2 separate regions of the Homo sapiens genome follow, and region 1 is linked to region 2. The links are chromatin contacts, found by Hi-C or POLR2A ChIA-PET in ENCODE. All regions are on one chromosome and are shown on one strand. The core of a region is the stretch at or near the end of the contact, and the rest is flanking DNA. Distances in the headings are between cores, read along the strand shown. Region 1 holds the start of C16orf92 (chromosome 16 open reading frame 92). Region 2 holds the start of ALDOA (aldolase, fructose-bisphosphate A).

Region 1 (5,053 bases), core at 1,989-4,488, 43 kb before region 2:
GTGCAGTGGCGCAATTTAGGCTCACCGCAACCTCTGCCTCTTGTGTTCAAGCAGTTCTCCTGTCTCAGCCTCCCGAGTAGCTGGGGCTACAGGCGCATGCTACCGCACCCGGCTTATTTTTGTATTTTTAGTAGAGACGTGGTTTCACCATATTGGTCAGGCTGGTCTTGAACTCCTGACCTCAGGTGATCCACTTGCCTCGGCCTCCCAAAGTGCTGGGATTATAGGTGTGAGCCACCGCGCCCAGCCTTTTTTTGGATTTTTAGTAGAGAGGAGATTTCATCATGTTGGGCAGGCTGGTCTCGAACTCCTGGCCTCAAGTGATCCACCCATCTTGGCCTCCCAAAGTGCTGGGATCATAGGTGTGAGCACCGCGCCTGGCCCAAAAACCACATTACTGAGTCCCTTCTGCTGCCTCTCACATGCCTTGTGGCTTTGGATAAATCCCTTCCTTTTTCTTAGAAGTGATCTGCATGGCGGCTCACACCTGTCATCCCAGCATTTTGGGAGGCCAGGGTGGGAGAATCACTTATGCCCAGGAGTTTGAGACCAGCCTGGGCAACATAGCAAGACTCCATCTCTGCAAAGAAAAAAAGAAGTAGGCTGGGCGCAGTCGCACACGCCTGTAATCCCAGCACTTTAGGAGGCCGCGGAGGGCAGATCACTTGAGGTCAGGAGTTTGAGACCAGACTGGCCAACATGATGAAATTCCGTCTCTACTTTAAAAAACTACAAAAATTAGCCAGGCATGGTGGCATATGCTTTTGATCCTGGCTACTCGGGAGGCTGAGGCAGGAGAATCGCTTGAACCAAGGAGGCAGAGGTTGCAGTGAGCCAAGATCGTGCCACTGCACTCCAGCCTGGGCAACAGACAGAGACTCCATCTAAAAAACAAAACAAAACAAAACAAAAAATAGGCAGGTGTGGTGGTGCACGCCTGTGGTCCCAGCTACTTGGGAGGCTGAGGTGAGAGGATCGCTTGAGCCCAGGAGGTCGAGGCTGCACTCCAGCCTGGGTGACAGATAGAGCAATATCCTGTCTCAAAAAAAGGGAAGCCATCAGCGCAGCACAGGGGAAGCAGCCCACGTGAGCCAGTCCCATAGATATTCGTTTCCCTCCTTCCCCACCCCCGCCCCGCTGCCCCCTTTTTTTCTCTCTCTGGGCTTTTTACTTGTTTAGGAACTCGAAGCGGTTCATGGCAAGTACCCCGAGTCCTAGCCCACCTGCTCTCTGCATAGGGTTGCGGCAGAGCACCTCACACGCGCAGATACACGCCTGGCTTTAGGGGAAGTCGCGGCACTGGGTCTGCAGAGTCCGCTGAGCACGCACCTTCGTTGTGAAACTAAGGAAACCCTGGAGTGTCCTTGGGCTTGGGTGGGATGGAACATGCCCGTGACAGACAGGCCCACCTGCCAATCAGAAGGGCGCTCTCCTTAGCTGGGATGGGGCCGCAGGAGTGGAAATGGCTGTTGGGAGGTGGCAGAGATGGGAGATGGGGTGGCCACGGGGGAGCCGCCGGCCACAGAAGAGGAAACGGAGGTGCAGGGAGCGGAGTCTGCGAAGGACGCGTGGATGGCCAAGAGATGTGCCTCGGAAAGGGCCGAGGGACTTCCTCTGACCAACCCCCGACGGCCATTCCCAGCCATCCGTTTTCCTGCAGCCGCGGATGCAACCTGTGGAAGAGGCGGGAGGAGGCCCGGGAGTCCGCCCCGCTGCGCCTTTCCTAGGGTGGGAGCGTGGACTCAGGCGCGGCCGCTGCTGCCACCTAGTGGGAGACGCCTGCTACTCCTCTCGGTTCCTAACCCCAGGGTCGTTCCCGGCTGAGCACTAAGGAGGGGGCGGGGGAGGACGGAGAGAGCCCTGTGCCCCTGGATCTGCGGATAGGATGCAAGGGGGAGCCTCAGAGAGGAACCCCCCCCCCAGGAAGTGTGCATTGCCCACACTACTTTTCCCCTCTGTGCCGTGATTTCCTCCCGTGTATAAGGGAGGCAAGAGTACCTGCCTCTGGGCTGGGCTTGGTGGCTCACGCCTGTAATCCCAACACTTTGGGAGGCCGAGGCAGGCGGATCATCCGAGTTCAGGAGTTCAAGACCAGCCTGGCCAACATGGTGAAACCCCATCTCTACTAAAAGTACAAAAATCAGCCGAACAGTGATGGTGCGCGCCTGTAATCCCACTCCAGGAGGCTGAGGCAGGAGAATCGCTTGAACCCAGGAGGTGGAGGTTGCAGTGAGCTGAGATTGTGCGTCTGCACTCCAGCCTGGCGGACAGAGTGAAACTCCATCTCAAAAAAAAAAAAAAAAAAAAAAAAAAAAAAGAGTACCTGCCTCTGAGGGTCAGTGCAAGAGCAAATGAACAAATTTGTGCAAGGTACTTGGCCATAAATGGGGTCCAGCCAGCATAGTAATAGGTGTTCAATAAATGCTACCTGCTGGGCATGGTGGCTCATGCCTGTAATCCCAGCACTTTGGGAGGCCGAAGCTGGAGGATCACCTGAGGCCAGAAGTTCGAAACCAGCCTGGGCAACATAGCAAGCCCTCATTTCTACAAAAAATGCAAAAATTAGCCGGGCATGGTGGCACATGCCTGTGGTCCCAGCTACTCAGGAGGCTGATGTGGGAGGATCACTTGAGGCCAGGAGTTCAAGGCTGCAGTAATCATACCACTGTACTCCAGCCTGGGTGACAGAGTGAGACCCTGTCTCTGAAAATACATAAAATAGGCCGGGCGCTTTGGGAGGCCGAGGCGAACAGATCACCTGAGGTGAGGAGTTCAAGACCAGCCTGACCAACATAGTGAAACCCTGTCTCTACTAAAAATACAAAAATTAGCCGGGTGTGGTGGCAGACAGATAAAAGGAAGGGATTTATCCAAAGCTGTAATCCCAGATACTCAGGAGGCTGAGGCAAGAGAATCACTTGAACCCAGGAGGCAGAGGCTGTAGAGAGCCAAGATGGCGCCACTGCATTCCCACCTGGGTGACAGACAGAGACCCTGTCTCCAAAAAAATGAAAATAAATAAAACAAATGTTACCTGTGGTTGATCCAAGGGGTAACCGGAGGTGTGTGGCCCTGTGCCACCACCCCAAATTGTGCCTGTTGTCCAAACACAGCTTCCTTTAGTTCGGGCTTTCAGCAAGATGGCCGTGCCGCATCCCTCCTCTTTGTAAATGCTGGGGCTGCCACCATTATGGTTTTATCATCAGCGACATTCCAGGGGGTGAAGACTGGTCCCAACCTCTCTTCTCCTCTCCTCTTCTGATGAGAGTGAGGGATGGGGGAGGGGTCCCAGCTCCTAGCACTTTCTCCCCTCACCCCAAAGTGCCATCAGAACAGCTCTGGGCTGTGACATCACAGAGCCCCCACCTCATGATAGGAGTCATGAGGCTGTGGCCATGGGTGCTGGTGTGGGTGTGGCTGGCTGCACTAGGGGCCATAGAAACTGGTAAGAAGCTGTCTTGGGAGCAGCAGGAAGGCAGGCAGCTCTGGGAGCATAAAGTGTGATGCCCACTTAGGGACTCGGAAGCCAACCCTGCACCCTCTCATTTTCTCTCCACTCTTCTCTCCCATCCTGCTGGTCCCACCTACCCCCCAACAACCGCGAGCCTTGTCGTGGTGCACCCAGCTGACCCTGAGGGAAATCAAGACCCTCCACAGCCTCTGCAATAAGGCTGGGTGGTCTCACAGGGTCCCAAGTCAGCTTCCGCCTCGAGAGATAAAGGCAGGGGTCAGCTTGGCTGTTGTCACAGAGTTTGCTTGGGTCCTAGCACCCAGACCCAAGCGTGCCACGGCGTCAGCCCTGGGGACAGAGTCTCCGCGCTTCTTAGACAGACCTGACTTCTTCGATTATCCGGACTCAGACCAAGCCAGGCTGCTGGCTGTGGCCCAGTTTATTGGAGAGAAACCCATCGTGTTCATTAACTCAGGTATGAACCAGCTTGAGAAGGGACCTCCCTCCCCGCCAGGGTCTGGAGGAGAGCAGCCCCAGACCCTTCATTGGGCCATCAGAGGGGAGTTAAGGGTCCTGTTTGTCTAGCAGGTTCCAGCCCCGGGCTCTTCCATCACATCCTGGTGGGCTTGCTGGTGGTGGCGTTCTTCTTTCTCCTTTTCCAGTTCTGCACCCACATGTAAGGCCTGCCCCCTTTCTCCAACCCCACCCACCACCACCTTCCTTGGGAGCGGCTGAAGACCCCAGTTCTAGCGGGGCAGGCTGTGACCTCTCCCCTCTGATCTCCATGCCCCACAGAAACTTCCAGAAAGGGGCCTAAAGAGCCGGACAAGGGCTCTGGACTCAACCTGAGCACCCACACCCACCTCCTCTCCTGTTGATGAGCAAAAGTTCCCTGCTTTCCTCCTCCCTGACTGCCCAGCGAGCAGCTGGGGATCCTGTCCCCTCTGTTTCCCATGGCCCAAGCCCCCCACCTCCTCCCTTCCCAGCCCCAAAGAACTTGGTGGCAAGGGCCTTGGTGGCGTTCACGCAGATCGTCTTTTATTAGCGGTCTGTAAAGCACCTCCCAGGGTCCCCCGACCCCAGATTGGAGGAAGCCTTGAGAGGTCAGTAGCACCAGGGACATGGCAGGGCCCGAGGGCGCGATGTGCAGCCGATGGTGAGGGACTGGGCGCCCTCGCCTGCCCCCGGGGTTGTCAGCACTGGGAAGGCTTGGGGGTAGCAGCCACCTCCTTCCCCCAACCCAACAGACTAGTTCAAATTTGGGTAAATAAATAAAATAAATAAGATTCCTCAAGCTGGCCTACCCTGGAGAGGAGCCGTGGTTGCAGCCGGCCACTCGGGAGGCCCGAGGGCCAGCGGGGGTTAGTTGGGGCGTCCTCTCCTCTCGGGTGATGGGGAGCCCTGGGGGATGGCAGCATAGGGGCTGGGATGGCCTTGGCAGAGGCGTCTCCCCACATTCTGACTCCTGGTCCCCTTGAAACCCTGTTGGTGTCCCTCCCCACAAGCCCTCCTGCCCTCAGTGGGTGGGAGGCGGTGCCCCCTCCCCTCCTCCAGCGCAAGGGTGTGCAGGAAGGGGGCAGAGTAGGGGGAAGAGGTCCCCTC
Region 2 (4,463 bases), core at 122-2,621:
TGATCCGAGTCCCCTCACCCCTTTCCTTCCCACAGGTCCCTGGCCAAAGATTTATTTCTCTTGACAACCAAGGGCCTCCGTCTGGATTTCCAAGGAAGAATTTCCTCTGAAGCACCGGTGAGTGGGCAGGGGCTCCCTCCCCATCAATAGGGCCGACCCAAGTCTTCCTCCCCCTTCCCCCATGCCGGGCCCCACGATAGTGTGAATGTCAGGGGCTTCAGGTTTCCCTAAATATAGGTCCCTGCCAGAGGATCCGTGGCGGGAAAAGGGCAGGGGTCATTAGAGAAGATCGGGGACACATGTGGGGCGGGCAGGAGCTGCCTTATAACCAGCCCGGGAACCCCTAGCTCACTCGCTGCTGACCAGGCTCTGCCGGCTCCTTCGGCCTCGCCGCAGGTGGGCCCCTTGCAGGACCGGGCCGGGGTGGGGATGGGGTTGGGGTTGGGCCAACAGGGTCCAGATGGGGTCCAGGTGAGGAGGGGAGATTTGGACGATAGGAGCAGGGGGCTCAGCATCTGGGAGGCAGATCAGTTCGGGGACGGATTTTCTTTTGGAGAAGGAAGTCAGGCTCAAGGAAGACGTTTGGCAGGAACTGTGACCCCGCATGCCAGAGGCCGAGCAGCGGCCGGTGCATAGCCGCGCATTCTGGTTTTCTGTGGCGCAGAGGACTACCAGCCTGGCTGCGGCGGCCCGGCGGAGAGCGCGCACGCATGCGCGACCCAGCCCGGCCTGCCAGCCTGGAACTCGGATGGGGAGGTCTCGCCTCCGCGCGCCGCTAGTTCCGCCGCCTTCTCGCGCTCCCTGCGTGTCCTCTCGATGCCCTTTCCTCCGCCTCCCTTACGCCTGGGCCAGTGACAGGGTGTCGGCTCCGCGCCGATTCAGCCCGCGGGCGAGGCAGGCTAACGCACGACTGCGCGATGTGGCCCCTATGGTGACACGCGCTGCAGCCGCGAAGACCGGAAGCTGGGGCGGCCCCGGGCCGCGCGCGCTGGGCCTGGGAGGCGAAACTCAGCTTCCTTCGTTTCCGACTTTTCCATCCGCGTCCTCCACTTCCCCGTTCCGCCCTCCCCCATTGCCAACATTCTGGCTGAGTCACGGCGCCCCAGAGCGCGCCAGGCTGGGGGAAAGGAGCAGAAGGGAGGGCCCTAGCGACCCGCGGGATGTGGTCCGAGTCACGTCCGAGGGGGGTGGGGAGGGATCGTGTTCTCGGCGCCCGCCCCTTCCTAGCGCGGCCTCTGGGCTGCGCCTCTCGGGGGCGGCCCGTAGCCCAGTCCGTCGCCTGCCATTGGACGCCGCCCGCTCCTCGTAAAGGAAAAAGCTCGGCGGAGGGCGGAGTGGTGCCTTTAAAAGGCCGGGCGCCGCCTTCCGCCTGCCCGCCTCCTGCGCCGCCCCTTCCGAGGCTAAATCGGCTGCGTTCCTCTCGGAACGCGCCGCAGAAGGGGTCCTGGTGACGAGTCCCGCGTTCTCTCCTTGAATCCACTCGCCAGCCCGCCGCCCTCTGCCGCCGCACCCTGCACACCCGCCCCTCTCCTGTGCCAGGTGAGCGCCCCTCTTCACGTGCGGGGACCAGGGACCGTGGAGAGGGATCTTGGGGGCAGTGGCGGGTTGGGCGTCCGCGTGGAGGCCTCCCCCATCCCATGCCAGCGTCTCCCCACTACCAGGCACACACAGGCTCCCCGGCCCCTCCAGCCTGAGGTCCTCTAACTGCGCAATGCAGCGGCTGCGCGCGCTGAGTCATGGCGGGGGAGGAAGCCGGACGAGATGAAGGACCATTCTCCCCCTTTTCTTGCAGGGACCCCTGTGGCAAAGGATTAGGGCCCCTTAGCCCTGGCGGGGATCCTAAGAGGCAGTGAGGGGTGGGGGCCGGCCCATGTACAGCCCCAGGGTTCTCGCAAGTGGGAGCTTGGTTTCTGTCCTGGGAAACGGGGCGCCCTTCGCGAGGAGGGAAACCCCTCCGCGGTGCTTGATGCCCCCTTAACACTTTCCCTGTCTCTCCTTATCGGGCGACCTTGATTCTGAGCCCGGAACAGCTGCAGCCATGCGAAGCGACGGGAGCATTTTTCAGGGGAAGGCGCTTGCTCCTCCACGTTCTTGCCCCGTAGGAACAGTGACGATGGCAAAGCTTACCGCTTTCCTCGCCTCGGGCTAGGGCTTGTTCCGCCGCCCTTTCCTGGGCTTCTCCTTGCTCTCTTATATTTTTCCTAATGCCCCTTTCCTACCACCCGCCCCCTCCCTTGTGGGGAAAAGCCTGACCTTGGGATGTCCTTGAAGCCTTGGAGCCCGGGCCAGCCCTGGGATCTTGAGGGGATTGGAAGGAACACCCCAGTGGCAGTCAGAAGAGCTGGGTTCTAATCTCAGATCTGGCTCCGGGGTTGCTGTGTGGCTTGAAGCACAGACCTTTCCCATATCTGGGCCCTTTCCCACGAGGGTGTTGGGCCCTCTGCTTGATTCACGATCTTTACATTCTAAAATACTCCGGTTCGGTTTTGTTTTCAGGCAAGGTGACCCCATGGCAAGGCGCAAGCCAGAAGGGTCCAGCTTCAACATGACCCACCTGTCCATGGCTATGGCCTTTTCCTTTCCCCCAGTTGCCAGTGGGCAACTCCACCCTCAGCTGGGCAACACCCAGCACCAGACAGAGTTAGGAAAGGTACAGGGGCAGGCCTAGCAAAGGGAAGTTGGGCGTAAGAGAGAGCTGGGGACCAGAAGTGCCCCAGGGCCTGCTGGGTGTGGGGCAGGGGAGGTAGGGAACATTTCCCTGACCTCCAGGAGAGGGGCCCTGGTCATCGGGAGATGATGGGAAACCCTAGCTAACTAGTCCTTCCCCTCTGTTTCCTGTATCCAGGAACTTGCTACTACCAGCACCATGCCCTACCAATATCCAGCACTGACCCCGGAGCAGAAGAAGGAGCTGTCTGACATCGCTCACCGCATCGTGGCACCTGGCAAGGGCATCCTGGCTGCAGATGAGTCCACTGGTGCGGGCAGGAGACAGAATGGGTGGAGGGTGCAGGGTTGGGAGTGGCAGGCTGATCCCCTAATTCCCATGTGACACTCCCAGGGAGCATTGCCAAGCGGCTGCAGTCCATTGGCACCGAGAACACCGAGGAGAACCGGCGCTTCTACCGCCAGCTGCTGCTGACAGCTGACGACCGCGTGAACCCCTGCATTGGGGGTGTCATCCTCTTCCATGAGACACTCTACCAGAAGGCGGATGATGGGCGTCCCTTCCCCCAAGTTATCAAATCCAAGGGCGGTGTTGTGGGCATCAAGGTAAGGGGAGGGCCTCCGGACGTGAGGTTTGAGATGGAAGTGGAGGAAGGAAATCCAGGTTAGTGAGGCAGGGAATGAATGCTGGATTGGTGGCCTAGAGACTTGCATGGAGCCTGCTTCAGGCTTAGGGCATTTACTCGACATTTTTAATCCTCACAATTCTGAGAGAACAGTATCATTCCCACTTTACACATGAAAATCTCAGAAGCTCAGGGAAGTGAAGTGTTTTGCTCAGAGTAAGTGGCAGAGCCCCAGTCTGACACCCAATTCACTCAACATTTCTGTTGTCAAATAACATCCCAGTGTATCCTGTCTCAGAGGATTGTTACTAAGTGAACTAAGTGAAAATATTTTAATTTAATTGTAACTAAGTATTTGAGTAACTAAACATTTTAAGTAAATTTTTTTTTTTTTTTTTTTTGAGATGGAGTCTCGCTGTCTCCCAGGCTGGAGTGCAGTGGTGCGATCTCTTGGCTCACTGCAAGTTCCGCCTCCCAGGTTCACGCCATTCTCCTGCCTCAGCCTCCCGAGTAGCTGGGACTACAGGCGCCCGCCACCACCCGGCTAATTTTTTTTGTATTTTTAGTAGACACTGGGTTTCACCATGTTAGCCAGGATGGTCTCGATCTCCTGATCTCGTGATCTGCCCACCTCGGCCTCCCAAAGTGCTGGGATTACAGGCGTGAGCCACCATGCCCGGCTTAAGTAACTAAATATTTTAATTGTAACTAAGTGAAAATATTTGCCAGCCCTGAGATGCAGTTTAAGGGATTAAGTAAATGTGGGGGAAGACTGGGGCTAAAGAAGAGGAAAGAGGGGCACGCCCAGCTACCTAGGAGGCTGAGGCGGGAGGATCACTTGAGTCCAGGAAGTGGAGGCTTCAGTGAGCTGAGATTCCACCACTGTACTCCAGCCGGGGCGACAGTGGAAAGGGTGCTAGAGGTCATTTCCTGTGTCTTAATGTTGTTACCCTGACCCCAACAGGTAGACAAGGGCGTGGTCCCCCTGGCAGGGACAAATGGCGAGACTACCACCCAAGGTGAGAACTGTTTGATTCTCTGCCCTACGAACCCAACCAGAGCAGGTTTGGGTGCTGGGAGGAGTGGAAACCACATGCCCCTCCCCACCGTGCTCTGACCCCTTCCTCTTCTCTTAGGGTTGGATGGGCTGTCTGAGCGCTGTGCCCAGTA

Evidence for each region. Hi-C counts contacts between places; a loop is a spot of excess contacts on that map. ChIA-PET counts read pairs that join two places held with the same protein, here RNA polymerase II (POLR2A). Pooled maps may share reads with other maps.
Region 1: a loop to region 2 is called in a pooled map, with 4 times the contacts of the local background. The contact joins the promoter of C16orf92 here to the promoter of ALDOA in region 2. A Hi-C loop is called at or near these places in 1 of 168 maps with a recorded cell type or tissue (endothelial cell of umbilical vein) and 7 of 50 pooled maps. POLR2A ChIA-PET finds 5 or more read pairs at or near these places in 24 of 52 experiments (A549, BJ, CD4-positive, alpha-beta T cell and 19 more).

The regions. Positions count from the first base shown.
Region 1 is chr16:30,019,960-30,025,012 of GRCh38, forward strand. C16orf92 (chromosome 16 open reading frame 92) reads left to right here and starts at 3,239. Exons shown (of 4, transcript NM_001109659.2): 1 at 3,239-3,445; 2 at 3,768-3,926; 3 at 4,040-4,127; 4 at 4,247-4,745. The coding sequence starts at 3,382. The coding sequence ends at 4,268. It overlaps TLCD3B (TLC domain containing 3B), which reads right to left. Exons shown (of 5, transcript NM_031478.6): 5 at 4,468-5,053. It also overlaps a transcript of DOC2A not described here.
Region 2 is chr16:30,064,389-30,068,851 of GRCh38, forward strand. It overlaps ALDOA (aldolase, fructose-bisphosphate A), which reads left to right and starts at 1,372. Exons shown (of 10, transcript NM_001243177.4): 1 at 1,372-1,539; 2 at 2,497-2,650; 3 at 2,846-2,978; 4 at 3,062-3,273; 5 at 4,258-4,312; 6 at 4,430-4,463. The coding sequence starts at 2,510. LOC112694756 (uncharaterized LOC112694756) reads left to right here. Exons shown (of 14, transcript NM_001365304.2): 6 at 36-117; 7 at 2,846-2,978; 8 at 3,062-3,273; 9 at 4,258-4,312; 10 at 4,430-4,463. RefSeq lists an enhancer at 423-1,203 and silencers at 1,200-1,469, 1,510-1,689.